Regions from separate parts of the Homo sapiens genome. Here region 2 is linked to region 1. A link is an interaction called in ENCODE POLR2A ChIA-PET data of the cell type or tissue named here. Cell type or tissue: A673. All regions are shown on one strand. Links, peaks and the distances in the headings refer to the core of each region. The heading gives the core; the rest is flanking DNA.

Region 1 (12,686 bases), core at 2,047-10,046:
TTTTATGCCCTCCCAATATAAAGAAAAGAAGATGACCATTCTCTTTTATGGAGAAAGATGGCTTGATGATCTCTGTTATGGTGTTATAATATATAGCTGGTCTTGTTATTTAGTGATTGTCAACAAATACGATTAGTGGTCCCTTGCAGTAAAGTCCCATCTGCTCATAAGGTAAAATTTTTATAGAGTCAAAAATATCTCTAACAACCTCTTAATTTGCCCAGAGTTGGATGGTTAGACTCTCTTTGGTTGAACCAGCAAAGGCTTGTGCTTAGAGCCATGTTGTAGAAAAAAAAAATACTTGTAGTAAACCCTAGAATCACACAGAGAGGTGATGCCCATGTTGTGAGAGGCACATAGGAACTGAGGGCCGCAGGAATAGTAAATTGTTGCTCCCATCTCACGGTCACTTTGAGGTGTTAGCTCAGTTAAAATGGCAGGGCAGAATCATTTGCACTTTTCAAATCATTGTTCCTTTCTGTGTCTCTGTCACTTAACTACCAAGCACAGTAGAACTGAATTGAGTCACTTAAAGGAACACATGATGCAGTTCCATTATATGAGGCAGCTAAGCCCTCATTTTTGGTTAATATCCCCCAATCTGTTTAGGCTACTGATCCTTTTTAGCATATCACCTCATTTAGTTACCTAAATTGTATATTTTGTTTATCTTGATAATCTCAAGAAATGATGTACTTGAGGCTGGATGTTCTTTGCCAACAATGAGCATCTGGTTATAATTTAAAGCTTTGTCACAGAGGATTTCATACTTGAGACAGCTAGAGTTGAATGGAGTAGAACGTTCTGCACACACCAATGATTGTTTCTTTGCAGTCAACCAGAGACCGGACCTTGGACCAGCAGTGCACTGTGAGTCGTCCAGGACTGGCCGTGATTGCAGGAGCCCTGGCCGTGGAATTGATGGTATCTGTTTTGCAGCATCCAGAAGGGTGAGTTTGCTAGTAGGAGATGAGTATTTAAACAAAGCTTTTGTAGGCAGTTGTTCATCAGTGTCTCCCATGGCCTTTTCTCAGTCTGACTTTACAGAGAATTTCACTATTTCACCCTCAAAAAAACAAGACTAGAAAAAGCAGGTCTGGTTCTTTGGGCTGAGATAACTTGGCATGTTTCCTTTGTGGCCACATTTCTGCATCTTTCCGGACAAAGTCACTATGGTTTATTTTATTTTTCCAACGCTTATATAGGGCTTACTTTGTGCTAGGCACTGTTCTAAGCACCTTAGAAATTTTGCCTCCTTCAATCTTTTTTTTTTTTTTTAACGAGACGGAATTTCGCTCTTGTTGCCCAGGCTGGAGTGTAATGGCACGATTTTGGCTCACTGCAACCTCTGCCTTCTAGGTTCAAGTGATTCTCCTGCCTCAGCCTCCCAAGTAGCTGGAATTACAGGCATACGCCACCATGCCCGGCTGATTTTTGTATTTTTAGTAGAGATGGGGTTTTGCCATGTTGGTCAGGCTAGTCTTGAACCTCTGACCTCAGTGATCAGAAGTGATTCACCCACCTTATCCTCCCAAAGTGTTGGGATTACAGGCGTGAGCCATTGCACCCGGCCTCCTTTAATCTTCATAGCAAACATATTAGGAAAGAACTATTATTATTAGTCGCAGTTTTGATGGGGAAATCAAGGCATAGTGAGGATAAGTAAGTGGCCAAATTTACATAGTAAATGGAAAAGCCAGGGTTTAGCTCAACCAGTGTGGCTCCAGACTATGTTTAATGACTTTGTTATGCTGTTTGCAATACAGGCAGCAGAAAATCGAATTTTTGAAAGATTTATTTTTCCAGTTCTCAGAAAGTCAATATGCAAATTAACATGAATATTCTATTTCTTGTGTGACTCAAAGCTTTCCTCAGCAGTTGAAAATTGTGGTTGTATATGTAACTAGTATGGGTACTCTGAGATAAATGAAAAGCGGGGCTTTTTTGTCTTCCTCTTTGTCATCCACCTTAGCTATCTGTCATTTAAGTTTATTGCCACTCTCTGACAGGAAGTATTTGGGATAAAATCTTTGAGAGCTGACTTTATGCTTCCTTGACACTGAGCCTCTGTCTGCCACATTTGCCCTGGTCATAGTTTAAACACCAGGTCCTGTGTCACATCTTTTTGGTGCCACAAGTATCACTCCATTGTTCAGAGAGTAGTGTATTAGTTCTGCCCAATTCATTCTTCACTTTTATTTCTTCCATTTCATTAGCATTTATATCAGCTCAAGAAGTTAAGGTTAGAAAATTTTCCACTTCAAATTTTCAGTACAGAAATGTGCTGTGATGTTTGACAAGACTATTTCATAGTAAGTGAGTTAATGTTTATTGGCCTCTGATATGCCGAACATTGCACTCGGCAGTTGATGTAGTAGATTCCTCATTTATTAATCAGAGCTCCCTCATTCCTACTTTATAGATGATGGATCTGAAGCACAGAAAAGTTAAGCAACTTGCCTATGGTCACAAGCTCAGGTCTTTCTGACTCCAAACCATGCATGTTTAAATTACTCTTCTTGCCCTTTGTCCCAGGGAAATTAGTTTTTTGCTAACTTACACTGCCCAGCAAGGGGCATTTTAGTTATCCTTATGAATCTTATGTAGATTTCTGCTAGATCATCCTCCCATGTGTTAAACTTGGATTAAATGAGCAGCTCTGATTGTTTCCTGTCCTCAGGGGCTATGCCATTGCCAGCAGCAGTGACGATCGGATGAATGAGCCTCCAACCTCTCTTGGGCTTGTGCCTCACCAGGTTAGTGATGTGGAAGTGAAATCACAATTCTTTTGGTACAGGGGGAAAGCATGTGGGGTCTCTTTGCCATTCCATCTGCCCAGCCCACTTCATATCCACCCTACTTACCCTGCAGCTGGGATTTCAATGGGAGAGCTTTCTGACCACCTGGAAGGTATTCCATTCTGCGGGATAGTGATGGGAGGAAATCACGAACGAGAAGCATTGCCCAGAGTCTTTGATGCGTTTTGTAAACTGACTAGAGGCCTCATAATGCAATAGGAACAGAAAAAACAGGCTTTGGAATCAGTCATACAATGGTTTAAATCCCAGCCCTGCCGTTATAAAGATGGCCTTCTTTGGCCAAGTCACTAAACTTCTCTGAGGCTTAGTTTTCTTATCTGTAACATAGAGAAGGTAATGCTGACATCACCTGGTAGTTGTATGGATTATGGATGGTTGCTAGAAAGGGCTCAGCAACAGTGTATATCATAGGCCCTCAACAAACAATGCCTGCTGTTTCTTTACTGTTGCTTGTTATTATTATTGACTCTGAACCCAAATAGAAAACCTTTATAGGCAGGCATGAGAAAAACATTAGAAGCATGCAGGGTCACCAAAAAGTGGGGTGTCTTTTCAGAAAAAGAATCCAAAGCATCATGAGGAAGTTCCATCCCTTAGGGAGTAAAAAGAAAAAGGCAGTGGGATGATCTTTTAGAATTCATGTTGCCTCTTCAGTCATTTTCATTACTATATTTTTGGGAGATTGAAGAGGTTTTCCAGTCTTATTTGGAAATCATTTTTTTTTAGATTCCATGTATGTATCCTCTCCTGTAATGTGACTGCTGTTCCCATCAGTGAAATCGTGATGGTGCCCACCAGTCCTATCTGGTGATTTGCAAGGACAGACTCAGACGAGTGCAGAGAGCAGAGTGACTCAGCTCATGCTTGTCTCTCTCTTCCTCCTCGCCACCCACCTTCTGCCAGCTAGGGCGGCACTGTCATATTCAGTTTAGGATGAGAATCAGAAGAGGGGAAACGACTTCTTCATGGTCACAGAGACTTAGTGGATGAGCCACAATCCATACCTAAACTTGGCAGTCTGACAAATGTTCTTTCAAAGGTCTTGTGAGTTGAAAGATCCGTGGCCTGCATGTTGGGAGATTTTGCTTCCTGTTGGTACCCCAGCCCCCTTGCACAAAACCACCCATAATAGAACTTGTGGGCCGGGCGCGGTGACTCATGCCTGTAATTCCAGCACTTTGGGAGGCCGAGGCGGGTGGATCACGAGGAGAGGAGTTTGAGACCAGCCTGACCAACATGGTGAAACCCCGTCTCTACTAAAAATACAAAAATTAGCTGAGCGTGATAGTGTGCACCTGTAATCCCAGCTACTCAGGAGGCTGAGGCAGGAGAATCGCTTGAACCCGGGAGGTGGAGGGTTGCAGTGAGCTAAGATCGCGCCATTGCACTGTGGCCTGGGCGACAGAGTGAGACTCCATCTCAAAAAAAAAAAAAAAAAAAATAGAACTTGTAGAGTTCACTTAGCCTCCCAGAGTCTCAGTTTCCAAATCAAGAAAAGCAGGTGCTTTACTTTGTGTCCAGGATTACATCTGACACGGCCTTGAAAACCACAAAACACTATGAAAATGTGCCCCCCTCTGTCCCCCACACACAAGGTGGCATTTTTTTTTGACATGCATGTGTTAATCTTTTCTACAGAGACATTTCACGTAGGACCCAAAAGACGCGGTAATAACCATCTATCATAAGGAAGCTGATCTCCAGAGCCTACCTCTGCTATTTATGCTGTCGTATCTCATTTGAATCTTTCCCAAGTCTCCCGCCTTCTTCTGACCTTGAGATGTGCCCTCATCTCCTTTACAGACTTTATATTGAGAAGGGCCTTAATTAAATTTTCAGTCATGCCCCTGCACTGGTTTCCTTCTTTAAGTCCTTTATGTTAAATTACTGCAGTTGTAGTTTTCTCAGTGCTGAGGCCAGAGGGCAAAACAGTCTCTTTATAGAAGGGGCCCAGTGTCAAAATGCATGTGCCCATGTTTTTAAAGTACTATGGCAACTAATCCCTCTCGGTGTTATTTATCCCCATTGAGCCTCAGAATTATTTGTCATTCACCAACTCTTCTAGTTCTTTCTCCTCGTTTTCAAATGTCTGAAGGATTATTTTGGTTGTTGGCCATCTCTTCATTTGCCCTTTTCAAAGACTGAAGAATAACGCAGCCATATATGGGAAAAGCTGTGTGTGTGTGTGTGTGTGTGTGTGTGTGTGTGTGTGTGTGTTTACTTGCTTACATTGTTTCAAGTTTCAAGCCTTTATTTTTAGCTACTTTCTAAGAAAGAAAGTGGAGAAAGAACTTTAAAAATTAATCAGGGTTGTGTGGTCCCCATGTATAGGCTTTAAACAACTTTTTTCCCCCTAAGTGGAGTGAGTCCATTTATGCAACCATGTTTTGATTAGGGGACCATCGTTTCCACGTTTCCACAAAAACACTGGGCTGTGTTGCAATGCCCTGTTGCAAACTCAGCACTTCCCTCCTCCTCTTCCTGGCTCCTAGAGACAAATGATTTCCTGTTGGAGAGGAACTTGGTAAACTCCTTTGTGTACTTTGTATGCAAAGAAGACCAGTGAAGTTTACTGGGCTCATTTTTCTCAGTTCCCAAGAGGAGAAGTTTTATTAATTGGCCCCTGTGGAAGAGATGTAGTAGAAAAGTGATAGTCCTTGGACTGAGAATCACAAGGCCCCCCACCAGCAACTCATTGTGTAATTTGGAGAAAGTTCCTTAACTTTTCCTGTGCTCTCTGGGTCTCTGCTCTCCTCTGTGTCAGACCTAGGAGGCCTGAGGATTACTTAGTTGTTCTGTCTCTGGGTCCACAGGCAGAATTTGGCCCATCCAAAGACTGGCCAAGTGCCAAAAAAAGGCCTGATTAGGCCCTGAAATTCAGTGAAATTCTGCCTGAAGAAACCTCTTATTGAATTTGAAAACCATAAACCATTTCAGGTGAGCTTATGGGTTTGTTTTGGGTTTTTTTTTTTTTTTTTAAGTCTCTGGCCCAATGTACGTGGATTAGATTCTGCAAGCAGGCAGCAGTAAGTATAAGCTAATTTCTGTCTATAAAAAGAATGATTAAAAAAAATCATTTTGTTGATGTGTGGAATAGAGATTATCACACACATCATTAAGTGGTAATGTGATGAATGATCACAAAACGAACAGTCTTATACCCAGCACACAGATCAGAACAAAGTAACTATCAAGCACCTTCAATGCCCCCCTCATGCCTCTTCGGATTATTATTGCATCCTTCCTATAGAGAGGTAAGCACCTCTTGATTATCAGCACCATGGGAGATGTTTGTCTGATTTTGAACTTCTGTAAATGAAATCATATAGTATATACTCTTTGGAATCTGTTGTCTTTTGTAGAGGGAACTTTTTCATTATAAATCTTATAGTAGTGTTGTTCCTTCTTCCCATCAACAGTGTTCTTTTACTTAAAAAAAAAAAAAAAAAAAAAAAGAAGAAGAAGAAGAAGGAAAGAAACACTGCTTTTTCCCTCCCGGCTGGTGGCTGAGCTCTGCAAGGCCAGATCCTTTTTCTGGTTCTTTGGTAGGAGGCACAGTTCAGGATTTATAAAATGTACAGGCCACTCTTGATATCTCCAGGAAGTTGGTTTGCCGGCTGGCAAGAGATCCTGGATGTGACAGAAATTAACAGCCTGTTGGCCTGCTAATTCTTTGGCTGTACCTCCTCAAAGGATGATAATGAGGTGACAAGGCTAGGCACAGTGGCTCACCCCTGTAATCCCAGCACTTTGGGAGGCTGAGGTGGGAGAATTGCTTGAGCCCAGGGGTTCAAGACCAGCCTGAGTAACATAGGGAGACCCCGTCTCTACAAAAAATTAGCCAGGTGTGGTGGCACGCACCTGTGGGAGTTTGAGGCTGCAGTGAGCCAGTATCACACTACTGCATTCCAGCCTGGGTAAGAGAGGGAGTCCCTGTCTCAAAAAAAAAAAAAAAGGAATCAAGGTGACGCTACAACAGTTGTCCAAACACCAAGGTAATTGATGGGGCATTCCTGCTTTATCCCACTTGTGGACCAAGCAGTTCACATCTTTTGTCTTTAGGTGAATGAACTCTTGGTTCTAAAGTACTGATAAAAAAAGACCCTGAATGTGTATATGCCATTCTTCTGAGCTTGGAATTGCCAACCCCAGGGTTTTCTCAGCTTCATGAATTCTTTTAGCTTCAGAAAAGTAATACAAAGCCAAAACTAGGGCAGGACCCTGGGAGGGACCTGGCCTGGGAAAACTCTAATTGAGTCACATGCTGAGGTGGAGCTGGGATCTCTAGCCATATCTCGGGATATTTGGCCTTTCTGCACAGGCTGTGTCCCCCAAATCCTCAAGCCTTTAGATTTTGAAAAAATCTCTTTACTGTGTTCAGAAATACTTATCTCAGTGTGCTCCTAGGGACATGGACAGATGGACTGCTGAGGAGGGAAATCTTAGCAGATAAGCAATAAGAGCATATTTCCTGAGATGCAGCCCAGGAAAGGAGCCTCCTTTACCCCTCTGGTTCTAAACCTCTCTGGTTGATGATGATGGATATAGCAGAAAAAATGGGCAGGCCTCATGTTTCACTATATCAAGTGCTATCGTTTGTGACCTGTTCATCTTATTTCCCTCCCTCCAGCCATCCCCTCAACAGGTAATCTGACTCTGCCAAGTGCCAAGCACTATGAAGTTCAGGGAAGTTAAGTAACTGGCACAAGATCACCCAGTGTTGAGTTCCATTTGCGTTTGGGGTAATCTAAGGTGATGGATGTATCCCAAGCCATTTGGATGTAGTAGAGTCTGGTTCCAGTGGGGAGGCCTCTGAATACAAGGAAGGATCCGGGTATAGGTCTAACAATGTCTGGGCTTCCTCTGTGAGGTCCCAGAAGAAGAGTCAAGATTGCTGTTTCCCTGGAGGATAAATTATAATGTCAGCGTTCAGAAGCATCTCAGATTGCATCTCTTGTCCCAGGAGGAGTTGGGCCTAACCTTACAGGTTGAAGGATGTCACTTTGCCCCATGAGTTTTACCCACTGGATGAGGCTGTCCTGTTTAGGAGGTGCGTGTTTAGGAAGGCAGCCTGAAGGTTTTGTGATCATACAGATCTGATTAGAACCCCAGCTTTGTCTGTTAATTTCACATTCAGTATCTCATTTTACAAAACCAGTTGGGGCAGCTCTTAGCACTTGTCCCTGTTTGACCTTGGGCACGTTACGTATCTTCTCTGAACCTCATGTTTTATATCTGTAAAATGGGGATAATATAATAAGCTCTTGGAATTCATGGATGGATTAAGTCACACGTACTAAGCATTAGCACAGTTCTGGGCACATAAGAGACCCTTGTAAATATCGGTTTCATCTTTCACTTTTAATTAAAATGGAAACTTATCCACTCTCCTAAAAAGGAATTTATAAAGACTCTCATAAAGCTCTGAAAGCAATGAGTAGAGAGGGAGTGGTTGGGAAGATTTGCTCCATTCTGCAGTGTTTTTCTAAGGATAACACTGGCTCATGTCCAGCTTAGTTTTTCTGCCCCCTTGGTGACTCTAGCTTAATAGCGAGAGTTGGGTCAGTGGTGGGAGCTGAAGCTCTTAGCTGAAACAAAGACCATTCTGGTGTGCTTAGGGTTTTGCAATTGCTACACTCTCCATTTTGGCATTGAACTTGATTAAGACTCTTTTCAGCATCCAAGATCGATCTGGAGTTTGGAGTTAGTTTTTATTTATGCGAACTCCAAGCTTTAGAAATATTGCCAGGCCTGCTGGAAGCTAGTGTGAAGTTAAAGCAGCAAGTTCCAGTTGTGGCTGCAACTGTGCTTTCTCAGAATGGCTGTTTGTTGCTGGGCATTGGATCTTAGCCTCCCATCGAGGCCTGGGTCTGAAGCTAATTTTACTCAGCTTAGGTGAAAACACCACCAGGGGTGGGTGGCCCAGAAAGAAAGAGGAACCTTTCTATTCTTGATCTATTTATTTTGTGGCCAACTGGGCATAATTGACTAAAGATAATTGAATCCACCTGATAGGTGTTAAGCCCTCTAGGTGTTGAGTTTTTGTTCGGGAGTTTTGTTTTTTTTTTAATTCCTCTAGCCTCTTTCTTCCTTTCTACCTCTTTGCTTTTCAGCTTTATTCCTCAGGCTTTAGAGCCAGAAAGAACAAAATTCAGATTCCTGGCTTTGCCACTTGGTAGCTGTGGACCCTTGGGCAAGCCATGTCACTTTCCTGAGCCTCCTATGTTCCTATTTGGAGATCTGTGCCACAAGATGGTAGTGAGGCCAAAATGAGATGCAATGTATGAAAACACCCAGGAGCCCTGAACACAGGCATGGAATTCAGTAAATTTTAGTGCTCTCCTCCCTCCATTCTCTGGGGTATCATTTTCCACATTATTCAAGGACATGCCTTCCTGCCTGGCTTCTAGGATTAGGAGGGAACATTTGTTTATTTGAAAGGGAAAAGGAAGAGAAGTAAGTGCTTTAGCAGGGGGACGTAGAACAGGCAGAAACAATGGCTGGGAAAGGTGCTCAGCGAGTTTGAGGAAGGGAAAGGCCAGTTTACCTGCGAGACAGCGAGTAAAGGGGCACAGCGGAGAAGGCAGGAATGCAGGGGCCATTGGAAATGCCTGGACCTTCAACCCGGGGCCCTGGGAGGCCGTTGAACGCTGAGGTGTGATATGAGTAGATTTGGTTGCTGCATGGAGAATAGACTGGAGGTGATACGAGTGGCTCTGGGAATAGGATTTGAGTCGTTTGGTCTTAAATCAGAAGACAGCCTAATCCAGGGATTCCCATACCTGGCCTTCCATCAGAATCACCTAAGGAGCCATTTCAAAATACCCATTTCCCAGCCCATCCCAGAGCCACTGAGCGAAAACCTCCAGGGACATTAGGCATTTGAGAACCACTGCTTCTGTCCATGAAAACATGGCTTCTTGATAGCATCACCTGGGACAAAGTACTTAAGTCCTTAAGGTAGCACACCAAATCCTGCTTTTTGAATTTTGTGCTTCCACCAACACTAGTTGTGTTTCTAAAAGACCCTTGGCACCTTGTTCCCAGTGCACATCTGCAGCCCCAACAGGTGTTCCTGCCTGAGAGCCTTTGGAAGCTAATTAGACACGCACAGGTGTGCCTAATGAATTCCTGCCGGACCACACGCTGTCCAGCTGGGAACAGCCCGGGAGCGAGGCCAAACAACCATATAAAGCGAGGCCAAACGACCTATTCTGATGCTTTTTGCATGCTGTCTGCCGTGTTTTCATTCCCCACGGTGAGGACGGTGTGTCCTGTCTCCTAAGGCCCTGTGAGCCAAGCTCAGCTACAACCTGGTGCCCCACATCTGACAACAGGGATTTCCACTCAAAGTGCTTGGCCCTTTTGGGCCTGGGGGTGATGAGTGGGACTGGAGCCAAGAAACCACAGGTAATTGGGATTCTTCTAGGCTCTGTGATTCCCAGGTGGGTTTTTTAATATTCAGGGAGTAGCAAAGATACAAATATTGTAGAGCTAGTTTAGGCGTACAATTTTTTTTTTCTAGACGTTTCTATGGAACACTAATGTTGGTGATTATTTTGCAGGGAGAGGGAATGGAGGTAACAGGGACTTAGGGTTTTCATTTCGTACTTTTCTGCAGTGTTTTGAAAAATTAAGATTATAAGCCTTTTTTAAAATCACCTTTTTCAAGACATAACTGATATATAGTAAAATGAACCCATTTTAGTATGATTTGACAAGTGTATACACTCACATAACTATCACTTCCACAAATGAGATACAGAATTTTTCTGTCACCCCAAAAAGCTCCTTTGTGCCTTCTCCCAGTTCATCTCCCCACCCTCAGCCCCAGGCAACCACCAACCCAATTTCTATATGGACCATTTTTATTTTTTCTGTATATTTTACTGTACTAAGGGAAAAAAAATGTAATGGAAATCTTAAAATGTTCAGAGGGAGGCAAGGTTTGGTCACTCTGAGGAATCCCTCTTACTAGCTACAAAGTTGGTAGGTAAGGGCTGGGTGTGTGTGTGTGTGCGCGCGTGTGCGTGTGTGTGCGTGCGTGCGTGTGCGTGTGTGTGTGTGAAATCGGCCATGTTTTCCCCTTGTGGGGAGAGGGGAGAATGAGAAAACAATATTCAGGTGAGGCTGTTTAAAAGAAAGTTAAATGTTTAGATAATTTTTTAAAAAATAGGAAAATGGAAGTAAATATGTCATGGGAGTATGGGTTATTGTTTTGTTTGTTTTGTCATGTGTTTATCGTTTTTATTACAGAAAGAGTTAACTTTTTTTTTGAAAAGCTGTTTAATGCTTACCCTACTATAAGGAGAAACTGACAACAAATAGGAGAACAAGAGTTGAGAGTAAGCTGTGTGAGACTTACGTTATGACTAACTCCAAAAGGTAGAAAATTTACTTTCAGCAAGAGGCTTTAGTTTCCTGTGTGGATGGCAAAACACCTTTGATATCACTTTATAAAGCCTTTTAATTTAAATGTTAATTTAACATGAACTAAATTAGGTGGTGTGGTGGTACTATTTTTAGAAAATGCGCAAAGAATTAGAGGCTTGCTAAGTGCTTCCATCCGTTTTCTGACAGCTAACAGGTGATGCTGAGTGGTACAGAGCAAACCACGGGAGGGTGTAACTAAGGTTAGTAACAAAGCATCCTGTTTCCCTTGCTTGCCTGATGGGAACCACCTGGAGCTCTTGTTAAACCTGCAGATTCTCAGGCCTTTCCCCAGACCTTTTGAATCAAGTTCCAGGGGCTTCTTCTGATGAGGCAAGTTTAGAAAAACACTGAGCAACACTTTGCTTTATAGACTTTGCACACTTCTAAGTAGGAAGGTCACGGTGAATTTTTCTCCACCCAAGCAAAGGACAAATCTTTTTAACTTCTTTGGGAGTTGCGGCCTGGCCTCTCTCAATAGGTATGTGTATATTTATTAGGACCTTTGCATAAGGTACTTGGATTTTAGATTGCTCTGGGGTTTCTATGCATATGTAAGTAAGGTGCAACTTCTGCTCTTTAAATTTTATGCAGTTCTTATAAGATTGAGGAAGTGCAATGCAGAGCATATGAATGGTGGCAAGTCAGAGTTTTTCTTGTGGTTTGTGTGGGACCTATTTTCTCTGTATAGTCCAGATTTGAATAATTTTGTAAGCTTTGGGTTTTTGTTTACTTGTTTATTCATTTCATAATTTATTGTCTTACGAGCAAATCACTGTGCTATGAGTAAATACAAGTAAATACAAGTAGCTCAGCCTGTGTCTTGTCCTCTAAAAGCAAGAAAGATAAAAACATTTCTTAATTATAGTATTCAGACTGATCCTCAAATTCATATGGAAGTGCAAGGGACCCAGAATACCCAAAACGATCCTGGACGTGAAGAACAAAGTTGGAGGACTCATACTTTCCAGTTTCAAACTTAGTACAAATCTACTGTAATCAAGATAGTTAAGTACTCACATAGAGATAGAAATATAGATCAATGGAAAGAATTGAGAATCCAAAAATAAACCCTTAATGGCCAACCAATACAGTTCAATTGGGAAAGAATGCCGTTTTCAACAAATAGTATGGAGACAGCAGCATTCCACATGCAAAAGAATGAATTTAGACCTTTATTTCATACCATGTTAAAAAATTAACTCAAAATAGATCATAGTCCTAAATGTGAGAGCTAAAACTGTAAAATTCCTAGAAGAAAATATCATAAATCTTTATGAACTTGGATTAGACAATGGTTTCTTATGTAAGATACCAAAAGACCAAGCAATGTAAGAAAAAATGGTAAGTAGGACTGCACTAAAATAAACTGTTGTGCTTCAAGAAAGCACAAAAAGTCCATGTGTGGTGGCTCACGCCTGTAATCCCAGCACTTTG
Region 2 (12,686 bases), core at 2,829-10,828, 220 kb after region 1:
AAAGGAGGTGGGAAGTATAGGATGCATTTTTCATTTAACGTTTGGCCCTCTCTACTAGAGAAAAATTAAAGGTTTCCAAAAGGATGGATCTTGTCCACAACAATAACTGAAATTGTAAGCCTTTGTGAAAACAGCCCAAGTGGTTCATGAGAGAAATGAATGTTCATCAATAATGTAAACACTGGACATAAAAGTTAAATCAACAAAGAATATTCACCACCCAGCTCACTAAATCCAGCAAACTTGGGCACACAAGGGGCCCACTGGAGTCAATGATGTTGTAATCAACAGTGAGCATTTCGGAGACTTATAAGCTACATATTTGTGGTTCTCATTTCTCACTGTGAACCTTTAAAAATTGTTTCAAGTCATCGGAGGATGGCTAATGTTAACAGCAATACATATTGACCATTTGTATAACATTGGTGTACAGTGTTACAAAGTGCTTTGCATATACATTATGTTAACAGATCCTCTTCAATCTGCAACTCCTTTTTTTTTTTTTTTAAAAAAAAAGATAACTCTTTCTCTGTCGCCCTGGCTGGCATGCAGTGGCACGATCTCAGCTCACTGCAACCTCTGCCTCCTGGGTTCAAGTGATTCTCCTGCCTCAGCCTCCCAAGTAGTTAGGATTACAGGCATGCACCACCACGCCTAGCTAATTTTTATATTTTTAGTAGAGACGGGGTTTCACCATGTTGATCAGGCTGGCCTCAAACTCCTGACCTCAGGTGATCTGCCTGCCTCGGCCTCCTGAAGTTCTGAGATTACAGACGTGAGCCACCGTGCCCAGCCATGCAACTTCTCTTTAATGGCCAGAAAGTGCATTTCTCGAATGATGAAACTAAAACCCGGAGGGTCCTCATCTGTGCAGGCAGGTGAGCATACCTAGACACCCGGCCCTCAAGCAGTCACTTACTCCACTCTCCATTTTCAACCCAGCTTCATTCGGAACAAGGAGGGGACAAAAGGGTGGGAGGAGAGGCTGCTCTGTGGAATGACCGTACAAGTTACTGAGAGATGAAACAAAAGCATTCATTTTCTATTAAATGTGAAAGATCTCTCAATCTCTAATTGGTCCTGCACTCTAAGGCAACTTAGCAGGGACTCAAGTACAATTTCCATGGAGAGAAGTGGTCAAATAGCTGAGGTCAAACCCTCCAGACTCCAACTGCAGCCAAGTGCTTTTATTTCCCTTGTAATTTTCTTTAAGAATAAATGTTAAACCTAAAACATACCCCCTTTTGGAGGCGATCTTGGCAGCTGGACTGAGTGGGAAGAAAAAGCACCTTGTACTCCCCGAATCAGCAGCCAAACTATGCACCATTGTCTAGAGGCGGTCACATGACAGCCATCACCTGAAACTTGGTTACTTCCAATCCATGAAGGAAACAATCACTAGTGTGCCTTAACCCTTCCAGCTACTGCAGGCAGCCATGCTGCAGCTGCTCTCAGCAGCCCTCTCTCCCATTCCAGTCCCCGCTTAGGAGAAACTGTGCATGGCACAAATCTGATTGGGACAAGGTGGCGTTTGGGGAGAAGGGAGGGACGAGAAGGAAAATCACTGCTGTCCCTTCTAAGCAAAGACTACTCTACCTCTCCCAGCACTTGCTGTCTCGCAGTTTAAATTAATTACAGCTGAAAATACAGGGTTGCCATCTGGTTTGAAAAAGCAAGGATAAGGGAATAAAATGAAAGGGTTCTTGGTACTAACCTCACTTTAATCATTGCCAAAGAGCATGAAGACAGCCCAGCGTCCTCCCACAAGAAAGCCTTGGGCCTCACAAACTTGGCAAGCAGTCTCAGGCACAAAACTGGATGGGCGGGCGCTTGTCAGAATAAAAGTCCTCCCTGAAAGGAGGGTTGCGAGGTAAGGGGCCTGCTTGCCCCCTGCACTGCAATAAAAGTTTCCTATGGGTCCTGGGGTAGGTCAGGAACTCCTGGGAGGGTTTATTTATAGAGGGTGCCTTGCCAAAACGCTACACGCATCATTACAGTTCCATTTGGTGAGAAAATAGATTTGCTGTCAGAATTACAGCACGCGATTTCCTCTTTCTTTGTTTCTCCATCTTCCATAACATAAGGCTTTTATAAAACTTCAAAATAAGGCTAAAGAAAACACAGGAGAGGAAGGTTGCTGCAGAAGTGGAGACGCTCCGAAGGCACGATGCATGCAACTCCACAGCAGGGCTGCAGCCGGCCCCTCAGAGAAGGAATGCCAGAAATCCCCTATTCTCTGCTGCAGCCGCAACTACAGTCTCACTCCTGCACTGTAGGAAGCAACTTCCTTCTGCCTCCCTTCCACCAGCAGAACCCTAGGTGAGAGGCTTTTCTCTTAGGACTCAGGCTGCCACAGATGGTGACTCCAGGCACTGGAGAAGCAAAGGTGCCACAGCCATCCTAGGTTTGTCTTGGTGAACTTACAGGTGGGTGCAAGAAGTTGCTAAGTCTGCAGATGTCTTAGCCATACGCCAGCATCAAGTAGCCCGGAGAAGTGAAGCAGAAGATTTTCAGCCCAATTTAAATTTCCACCTGCCCACTACCTGAGTTCTTTTACACCCAGGTCAGTTTTGCAAACAAGACCCTGATATACCCAAGCCCAGCTGCTTTCAGAAAGTAACACCAATTGAAGCACCACGGTATTTATCAGAGTAAACTCTGATCAACCAGATATAGTATTTTATAAACCAGAGGTTCTAATTATAAAAGACAAGATAAAAGCAGATTATGAAAATAGCATTTCTGTTCTGGTGAAAAACACATCTTCAACCCCAAAATGATGTGAAAATTGTCTTCCAAATCCTGCCCTGACAGAATCACTGTCTATAGCAACAGTGTCCATAACATTCCAAATCTCAGGAGTGTAACTTTCTAGTAAATGGTACATCTGTCAAGCCACAGGAAACATCTGGTAAAATGGTTAAATAAAAGCAGAATTTAAACTTTTCTGATTTCAGAGCTTACTAATGGTACTCAACAAGAGACTATCAAATACTCTAAAAGCTCAATGTGACAGTGAAAAATATCCTGGAGGGGACCAGGTGAGAAAAAGAGGACAAAAAAAGAAGACAACCCGGGAAGGAGTGGGCTGCAATCCCACTCTCGTCACGATGACGATGCTCCCATTCCAGGCCTGCCTCTGGGAGACAGTGGCCATAGCCCCCTCAGCTCCGCCAAGGATGGGCACATTCCTGCCCATCACCATGGCAGAAACCTTCTCTGGCCTAGTTAAGTTCCTCTCTACCCAGGGCTGACTCCCCCAAGCATACTCATATCTCCCCAACGCACCCAACCCAGGAGGCCCTCAGGAGAGGTTTGGGGGGATGGACTGACGAAGTGATGACACACAAACAATAAGCTTCCCTCCGCTCCACGGCAGACATGTGTATTAAACACATACAATCATTCTACCATCAAGACACACCCAGGCCAGGTGTTACACAATACATTTCAGTCCCTTCCAGAACATTTTACGAGGCTTTTCCATTAAATAAAAGATTTAATGATTTGGCCACATCCAAATTTTAAAAATCTATATTTCAAAAATACAGTAAATAATGCTGAAAAGCAAATAACATTACTTATTTTCCCCAACGCATTTGACAGAGCATCCTTAATATGAAGAGTCGTAACATATCAAGAGAAAGAAGATGAATACTCTAATTTACAAAAAAGACAAGGTATAAACAACATCATGGTCACAGAAGAAGAAATGCAAACGGCCAATAAGGATATGAAAACATCATTCAAGTTCTCTAGTAGCAGAAAACAAACAAACAAACAAAAAAACACACAATAACAATGTTTCTCCCCGAGAAACTTGCAAATATTATATAAATGAATAAATGGTAGCAGTCACCTGTGGGAAGATGCCGAGAGAGAGACAGATGCATACAGCTGCTGGTGGGAACAGATCAGTAAACCATATAGAGTGAAGCTGGCAGAACACACCAGCGAAAACAGACATGGAAGACCTCTGACCCAGAAATTCCACTTCTATAAAAGTGGGAATATATGAGATGGGAGGAAGGATGGAGATATTCGAAGTTCTGCAAATGACAGTAAAACAATGTAAACAACCCAAATATCTGTATTTGTTAAAAAGTTCTTTTGGTTACAAGCAACATAAAACAAACCTAGTTTAAGGAAAAAGGGGCAACTTACTGGAAAGATACTGTGATATTTCTTGGAAATGAAAAAATGCTGACCAACCAATCCTTGAAAAGAGAAAAAAAAAAAAAATGAGGTGGCCCCAGGGATCTGGGCTTCAGGAGGCGGAAGGCGCCCATGGTGGGTCCATGTGCAGCATCTCACCAGAGCCTGCCTTCTGCCCTCTCCCAGCACCCAGGGATCCACCACCACCACCACCACCACCACCGGCTCCAAGTGTCACAACTTGGTGACCTTCCTAGGTCCTATGTACATATCATCCTCCAATCACTGCTCCATTAAGGAGTTATTAACATCAAGTCAAAATCCCAAGAACACTTTTTATTATACATCAAATATGCTGCTAAAAACTAGAACATGCCCCAACACACACTTAAATGCTACCAGTTTTCACAGTCAAGAGACTTCACTGGGCTGGACACAGTGGCTCATGCCTGTTATCCTAGCACTTTGGGAGGCCGAGGCGGGCAGATCACTTGAGGTCAGGAGTTCGACACCACCCTGGCCAACATGGTGAAACCCAGTCTCTATTAAAAATACAAAAATTAGCCTCATGTGGTGGCGCATGCCTGTAGTCCCAGCTACTTAGGAGGCTGAGGCAGAACTGCTTGAACCTAGGAGGCAGAGGTTGCAGTGCACCGAGATTGCGCCACTGCACTCCAGCCTGGGTGGCAGATTGAGATTCCATCTTAAAAAAAAAAAAAAGAGAGAGAGAGAGGGAGAGAGACTTCAATGGAGCCTTGAATGAATTATTTATAAGTAAAAAATTGAGGGATCTCCCAAGAGAGAAATCTATTATGGTCTTGTTTCAGATTTGTAGGTTTAAGGAGAAAAAGGGACAGGGGAATGTTCCACCTCTGCCATGAATAAGATACTGGATTTTTTAAAAAAGTAAAACTGCTGGAATTGTTGGCTAGACAGAGATGAGCCTTTGGGGCAGGAAATCAAATATTATGAAAAGGTGATTTATCTTAGAGCAGGCATGAGGTGTTTAATTTATTCCATGTATCTCGCCATCTTGCATTCCAAATCTTCTGCCTCCTCCAACAGCTCTCTTGCTTCCCTTGTCCTCTTTCTGAATGCACACTTCCCACCACAGAGGAACCACACATATCCTAAATCCCTCCTTTATCATATACAACGTCACCCCTCCCAGTGCTGATGGACAGGCGACCCCCTGCCGTTGGTCCCTGGGTGTTTCAAAGAGAGGCCCTGAGGAGCTGACACTCCAGAGCAGTCTCTGGGTCCCCTCTTCCCATGAAAGCCCCCAACCCTTCCCCCTGCAAAGTGGGACAACTCCTAGATTAAAGATTGCTAGAAAATACAATGACTAAGTGTAGTGTGATTCATTACTGAATCTTGAATTAAAAAGAATGTAAAAGAATTTTTTAAAAAATCTTAAAGTATAAAGGGCATTACTGAATATGAAAAGATGATGTGAGATCATATCATTGTCTGCACACATATGAAAGAAAGATAAAGCAAATACGGGCAAATGTTAACAACCGATGAATGCAGGGAAGGGTATGTGAGTGTTCACTGTGCTAGTCCTTCAGCATTTCTGTAGGTCTGAACTTTCTCCAAAATAAAAAGTATCTATGGTGAGGAAACGGTGCAGGAAGGATAGAAAGAGGAGATTATCACCAAATTTGGCTGGAATATGTAGAATGATGTGATTTAAAGCACAGGTAATATGGTATACACTGCCCTCCATATCCTCAAGTTCTGCATCCACAGATTCAACCGATCATGGATGGAAAATGGAGTCAGGCCTCTGATGGTACAGACTTTTTTCTTGCTTAGGAATAATAATTCCCTAAACAATACAGTATAACAACCATTTCCACAGCATTTACATTGTATTAGGTATAAGTAAGCTAGAGGTGACTTAAGTATACGAGAGGATTTCCATAGGTTATCTGCAAATATTATGCCATTTTACACGAGGGACTTGAGCATCCTTAGATTTCTGTATCCTCGAGGGTCTTGGAACCAATCTCCCAAGGATATCCAGGGACGGCTGTATATGACAATCGCTTTGTCGGGAGCCCTCAAATAATCTTCCCCAAGAGTTGGCACAGGGATACCAGGAGGAGCCTGCGTGATGGAGAGAGGCCTGACATGCATGAAAAGATGCCACTGGCAACAAATATGTTAGTTTCAAATATTAGCCTCAAAATGAAAGTCACAAGGGAAGTTGGAGAATCCAAACTGCTTGCCCTGAATTGCACGAGACCTGCTTCTCACACAGACAACAAACTCTGTGTAGCTTGCCGAAAGTCGAGAAATAATAGCAGGGATTTAAATAAATTATTTTGAAATTAAACCATGGCTAGTGGCCAAAGAGACTTTCAAGGCAAGGCCAAGGAGGCCATCTTCTGAGTAATAATACTGGGAGAGGGAGTTTGGGAGCAGATCACAAAGTCCTTGATGGTCATCCTAAAGGAACTGTGTCTTATTTCACAGTCCAAAGGGGGCCAGAGCCACAATCCAGTGATAAACTCAGCAAAGTCCTCCAATGAGGTTCTAGAGGAATCCCTGCCGATGAAGGAGCTGCATGGCTCAGGCGCCTTTCAGCAATGCCTCCCCTACCAAGCGTAGCCATGGTAGACAGTCAGCTTCTAGGTGACATGGAGTGTCTGTGTTTCTATCACTGGACGTAACTTGCTCAAAAGCCAACGGCCTAAGACAAAATGATGTGGTGTCATTCAAAACCAACACACAGAGGATGACAGCTATTAGTGATACAAGCACAAATCTGTCACACAAAAATAAAATAAACGCAACAACAATCTACTAGAAAACAGCCGAAAAACACTTTGGCTTTGAGGACTTTTTGGAAAAATTTGAAAAATACCAGAACTGGTACATACTTGGGCCGAGATGTGTTTGCTTTTCTAGCAGAGTATGAGCAAATCTGCACTTTGGGTCAATTTCCACCCAAAAGAAATGTCTGGTCATCTCTCTGCCCTGTGAGACTCAACCCAAATGCACTGAATTCCTCACTTTCATATACCTCACTTTATGTTCACACTTGGACTGGAGCCAGATGCATAAGCAAGAAATACAGAGGAGTGAAAAAAATCATTTCATCCACACAAGAAACCTGGGGGGCTTCTTACTGAGAGTCAACACCGGGATGAGATCACGTGCCGTGAAAGAAGCATCACGGGCAGGGCTGGTGCTACCGACTGAACCTCGCGCATGTGTGCGTTTTCGTTTTCTGTTTTCAAGAGCTTAGCAGGGAAAGGAGAGCGGTGGCGCTCTGTTCTGGCACATGTGGAAGTAAACATCAAGGCTCTAAGGGAGAAAATGGAAGTATACTAAGTGGTGCCACTCAGGGTTTATGTGGGCTTAAAAGTGATTCTTAACATCTGTCCCAAAGGGAAGAGTGTTTCCACAGAGCTCTCCTCGTGGCTCCTTTTTCATTCACACATTTACTCAGCACCTGGTTGGTGTCAGGCACTGGGAGGGTATAGTGCTACAGACCTGAGCAAATTCAGCCCCTGGTCTGGTGGAACTTGTAGACCAGGGAAGGGGACAGACAGCTGGACACCCAACTGTAGCAGAGTGTCATCGTTTTACACAAAGTAGTATTCACCTTGAAGCAGGAGGAAGTGCCACTTGCCAGAGGAGGTGGCTTTCAGAACCACACTGGAGGATGAAGTGAGTGTGCAGGCCCCCAGTTGGGCTGCAGCCCAGGGGGTCCTACAGGCAGACGCCCATGGAGATGGGCCTTGGCAGTGTCACCCTGTGGTGGACTGGGAGCCGTGGAAGGATTCCAAGCAGAGATGAATACTTCAGAAACCACCTTCTGACACTCGAGCACCAGTAAGACCAGCCAGGAGGGCACTGCCGTGCAAACAGGGGGCTAAACTACAGCCCCAGCCAGGGCCTACTGGGAAGTTAGCAGGCTGATCCACAGGCAATGACAGGAGGAAGGAGGAGGCAACGTCCCAGACAAATGGAAAGAGAGTTGTATCAGTCATGAATAGGGGGACAGAAGGCAAGGAGTAGACTTGGTGAAGTGCTGGAAGAACAATGGAGCAGCTGATGGCAATTCCAGTGAGGCGGTGCTGAATTTAGGGCACACATACAACACCCAGTGAGAGGGTGGATCTATGGGGTGTGAAGGCTTGGTCTAGGCTAGAGGTAAAGATGTGGGACTCAACCTATTGTGGCAAGTCCAGCCACGGGTTCATGTGTGACTTGGTTATAAGGGTCTGTGCAGGCAGAATGCCAGAGCCCTGGAGAATACCAATAACAACGAGTCTCTGGAAGATCCTGAGGAGTGGCCACAGAGGTGGGAGGGGACCACAGAAAGCCAGAAAAGGGCCACAGGAAGCAGGGGAGGAGAGCCCTTCAGGGAAGAGGAAATCAAATAAGACAAGGGACTGCACTCTTTCCTGAACCTGGCAACCAGTAGGTCACTCCTGAATGCAGGGAGAGGATTCAACAGAATTGTTGGTATGGATAACAGCACTGGACTAGGGAGTGGATATAAAAGAACAGGTGATCTCTCTAGAAATAGCTATGGAGGCGGGGAGAGGTAGGGATGGAAGATAAGCAGGCACAGGGTCAAAGGAGGACAGAACCTCAAGTTTCCTCAATTTCTCTGGCCTCAGTGAATTTCTCTGAAAGCCCCAAGCATTAAAGATGGCACCCAGCAGCCCCAAGTCACGGAATTAAACACCATTTCATGTTCATACTTAAACTTTACAGCACCAGAGCCTTGCAAGTCTGAAGGTTTGTGATAAGAGAATTTTGGAACCAAATAAAATGCTCCTTTTGTTAGGCAATATTTATGGGGCAAGTATGCTCCAAGGAATATTAAAAATAGGTCTTATGAAAAGGGGATGAAGGATTCTGTCTTAGCTTGAGCTGCCATAACAAAATACTGTGGACTTCGTGACTTAAACAGACGTTTGTTTTCTCACAGTCCTGAAGGCTGGCAGTCTGAGATTCGGACGCCAGCATGGTTGGTGACTGGTGAGGGCGCTTTTCCCGGCCTAGAGACAGCCGCCTTCTTGCTGTGTCCTTATGTGGTGGGGAGAAAGCAAGCAAGATCGCTGTTTCTTCTTATAAGGGCACTAATCCTAACAGACCAGAGCCTGCCCTCATGACCTCATGAAACCCTCATCACCTCCCAAAGGCTTCATCTCTAAAGAGCATCACATCGGGGGTTGAGGCTTCCACACGAGAATTTTGAGGGGACACCACTCAGTCCATAACAGATTCAATGGCCAATTCCATTTGAGAAACTCGGCTAAACAGTGTTTCTGCGCATAAGACTTCTCAAAGCCTGAAAGGTGCTAACATGCAGGAGCAGACCTGGGAGACTGAGTTTGGGACCACCGAACTTTGACCAGGGAACACTTCCGTTTCCCTTAGAGCATCTTGAGAGAAGAGTGTTTTGAGACAGTCTGAGCAGTGGCGAGGGGTGTCACTCCAGTTGTCAGATGCAGCTGAGGAAATGACTCCTAACAAGCTAGAAAACTCATAACCATCCCTAGTTGGGTTCAATGACATGGAAATTTAGGGATGCAGCAAGATTTCAGTTCTCAGATGTGCTTCTACATTGACCTGACGTAATAGGAGTTGGTTTGTCCTTTCTACTTGGCCTTGACCCAGTTTCTGGAGCTTGTTTCTATGTAGATTCATTAGCTGCATTATTCTTAGGTCTCTTCAAGAAGAAAGGCAAGAGGTAGTATAAGAAGTTGGAGGAGAGGGCAGTAGCAACAGTTGCTTCCTTCTATTCTGCAGTATGTGTTGCCTCTGCTGGGGCTGGAAGGCTCGGATCCAGAACTCAGATCCCTTGTCTGGCACAGTTTCTAGCTACTGCCAGACCCAGAACATTACTGCAACATTAAGCCCTCTAATTATGTTTTGGAGACAATCTGTGAAGAAATTTCAAAATGAAGAGTGTGTGTGTGTGTGTGTGTGTGTGTGTGTGTGTGTGTGTGTGTGTGTTTTAACCCATAGAAACAGCAAAATGGAGAGAGAGCAAGACCTGCCATTTAACTAAAAACTACACCAGATACAGAATGTGGAGCTTGTAAACCACCTTGCTATGTTCCAGCTGCCATGTGACACAAGCAAATAATTGCTTTATCAGCAAGAAATTAGAGGAAAATAAAAGAACCATCAATAGCCACACCTAGCCAAATTTGTTAGCATTTCTCTTCCCAGTCTTCAATCAAATCTATTAATGTAGATTTGGGACAGCACTTCATATACATTCAGGACAAACTGGTTTTGTGTCACAGTAAGAGGTCTATGAAGGTCACAGGCAATGTCGAGGTTAATCCTCTAGCTACGGATAAAAAGAGCTGCTACATATGTGCCCAGAGCAGAAGCATCTTCGCGAAGACAGCATTCCAAAAAGCACACTCAGAGGATCAGGAAAACAGCAGAATCCTGGGTTGTTTTGTTTCCTTACATTTTGAATACACTTGCATCATGTTAAAAGGTGACTCTGCACAGACCAATGCACATTCTGTCACATACCCCAAACGTCCTCTAATAGGCGTTCCTCTTTGAGAAAAAAGTCCTTTCAAGGTTTTCGTCCCACTTTTATAAACTTCATGGCACAGATCAGAACCACAGAGGCTAAAGCCTAAGTCCCCAGTGCAGCCTGGAACAGCCTTTGTTCTGCTTCTCTGACTCCTGTCCCCCCTTGGCATTTCTTCATTCTGTGTCGTCGTTTGGCCAGAAAAAATGCCAGCAGCAAGATGGGGAACTGCCTTCCCAGCTCTCTGCGAAGACTCTTAAGGCAGAAGCGAGGCCTGCTGGGAGAAGGCTGATGTCAGCTCTTAAGAGCACAGCTCCCTGCTCGGATAAGGAGGCCTTTGTTTTCAGCTCAACTGTGAAAATGAGAAAATGCCTCTAGCCTGACAAACAAGAAACCCACACAACACAGGTCAGGCCTGTGACCTTTACTTAAAGGTACCACACTCCATTAGCAAAACACTTCCAGGGAATCTGCAGATCCAAGAGTGGCCCTCAGAGAAGAGCAGCTCTGCTTCCACCTCAGGAAGGCAGGTTACAACCCTGAAGCAAACCTCACAGAGAATCAGTTCCTCGGTGACGATCCTCCCTAATGGGAATGGAAACACACACAACTGACATACATGGGGCAAAGTGGGGGGATGCTAAAGAAACTAAAAATCCCGATGTAACAACAATATTGCAGTTTCCACATTAGTAATTTAGGACAACTACATTTATGACCATAAAATATCCTCTTAAATCCCCAGAATGCCTTTGGGAATACTTGTAAGATACAGTATGAAAGTAAAGAATATAGAATTTCAGCACTGACCCTACCAAGTTTAGACTATGCCAAGGAGGCGTGGCAGAAAGAAAGAGCAGATAGTTTGAAGGATTCCATTCCATAGGCTTTGATTTATGAAATCTAGAGGGAAAAAAAACACATGTCTTCAAATACTTAAAGTAAATTATAAAATGCTCCAGTTTGAATCTTTTAGGCTAAGGTTACTATTGGCTTGGGCCACTAACTTAAAATTGGGCCACAGATTTTAAACAAGAATTAAAACAATCTAAAAAGCAGCTTCCCAAGCGTAAAGAAAACCCTTGTTTGTTCCTGTGGGATTCTCACCTGTACAAAGACTCATTTCAGGCCTCTTGGGGGCAGCTGGACAGCACTCCCCCTTCCACAATCCCTGAGGGAACCCTGGTGAGGCTGTGGGGACCTGGAGTGTGCCGAACTACTAACGTCCCGGGGCCTCCACCCCTTTACTTCCCTCCATCCTCCTTTGTGTGTGCTAAAATGAACAGTCCCCACCTCCCAAATATCCTCAGTAGTGTGTGGTTTGAGAGTGCTTAGGCTGCATCGTCCCAAACTATCAGGCATTAGGGTCCAGTATCGAATGATTCATCGCAGTTGGATATGTGTGCTATTAGCATAAATATCCCATGGTGGCTGACAGCACTGGCTCTAGGATCACACAGCCTGAGTTTTGAATCCTGGCTCTGGTACTTACCAGAGTGTGTGACCCTGAACAAGTTACAGAACTCTCAGTGTTACCATCTGTAAAGGAGGGATAACGATAGTCTCCACCTCATAGAACTGTGAGGATAAAACGATCGTGCCCATGAAGCACGCAGCACAGTGCCAGCGCACAAGGGCTCACGAGTTGCTGTTACTAACAAGCCCTGGAAAAAAGCCCTCCCAATTCTCTGGATGCTGAGAATCAGGACCTATCATCATTCTCCATGATGAAAAGTTCACCTCTCTCTAAAGCTTGTGTAGACATGAACACAATAACTTGTTTTGCCTATAAATACACATTACTGTTTACGACGTCCCAGCTGCTAGCAGGGTCAAGGGACTAAAATAACCTCAGCTTTTCCATTTCCTCTGGGTTCACTTTTAACCTGAAATGAGGAATTGCTTCCTTCACTCTCATGGAATTTGTGAAATAGTCTCTTGGTAACTGGTCCATATACATCCAAACTAAAGGCTCTAAAGACATAGAAGCAACAGCTGCCAAAGA

What was found. ChIA-PET counts read pairs that join two places held together with the same protein. Peaks named below come from ENCODE experiments on the same cell type or tissue, not always from the same donor. Only the 100,000 strongest peaks of a DNase experiment are listed, where the experiment ranks them.
Region 2: POLR2A ChIA-PET joins it to region 1 with 7 read pairs; 2 of 35 experiments call an interaction of 5 or more read pairs at or near these places.

The regions. Positions count from the first base shown.
Region 1 is chr3:11,361,979-11,374,664 of GRCh38, forward strand. It overlaps ATG7 (autophagy related 7), which reads left to right. Exons shown (of 21, transcript NM_001349232.2): 17 at 835-950; 18 at 2,681-2,756. Among named protein-coding and RNA genes, the nearest start is that of ATG7, 96 kb to the left of the region's middle. RefSeq lists an enhancer at 2,303-3,502. In A673, for the core only: no CTCF peak of the experiment used is centred there; DNase peaks (open chromatin) are centred at 3,803, 4,733 and 5,383; H3K27ac peaks cover 4,712 bases.
Region 2 is chr3:11,580,572-11,593,257 of GRCh38, forward strand. The region is part of intron 2 of VGLL4 (vestigial like family member 4); the gene reads right to left. Among named protein-coding and RNA genes, the nearest start is that of VGLL4, 57 kb to the right of the region's middle. RefSeq lists enhancers at 2,848-3,686, 12,646-12,686. In A673, for the core only: no CTCF peak of the experiment used is centred there; no DNase peak of the experiment used is centred there; H3K27ac peaks cover 3,953 bases.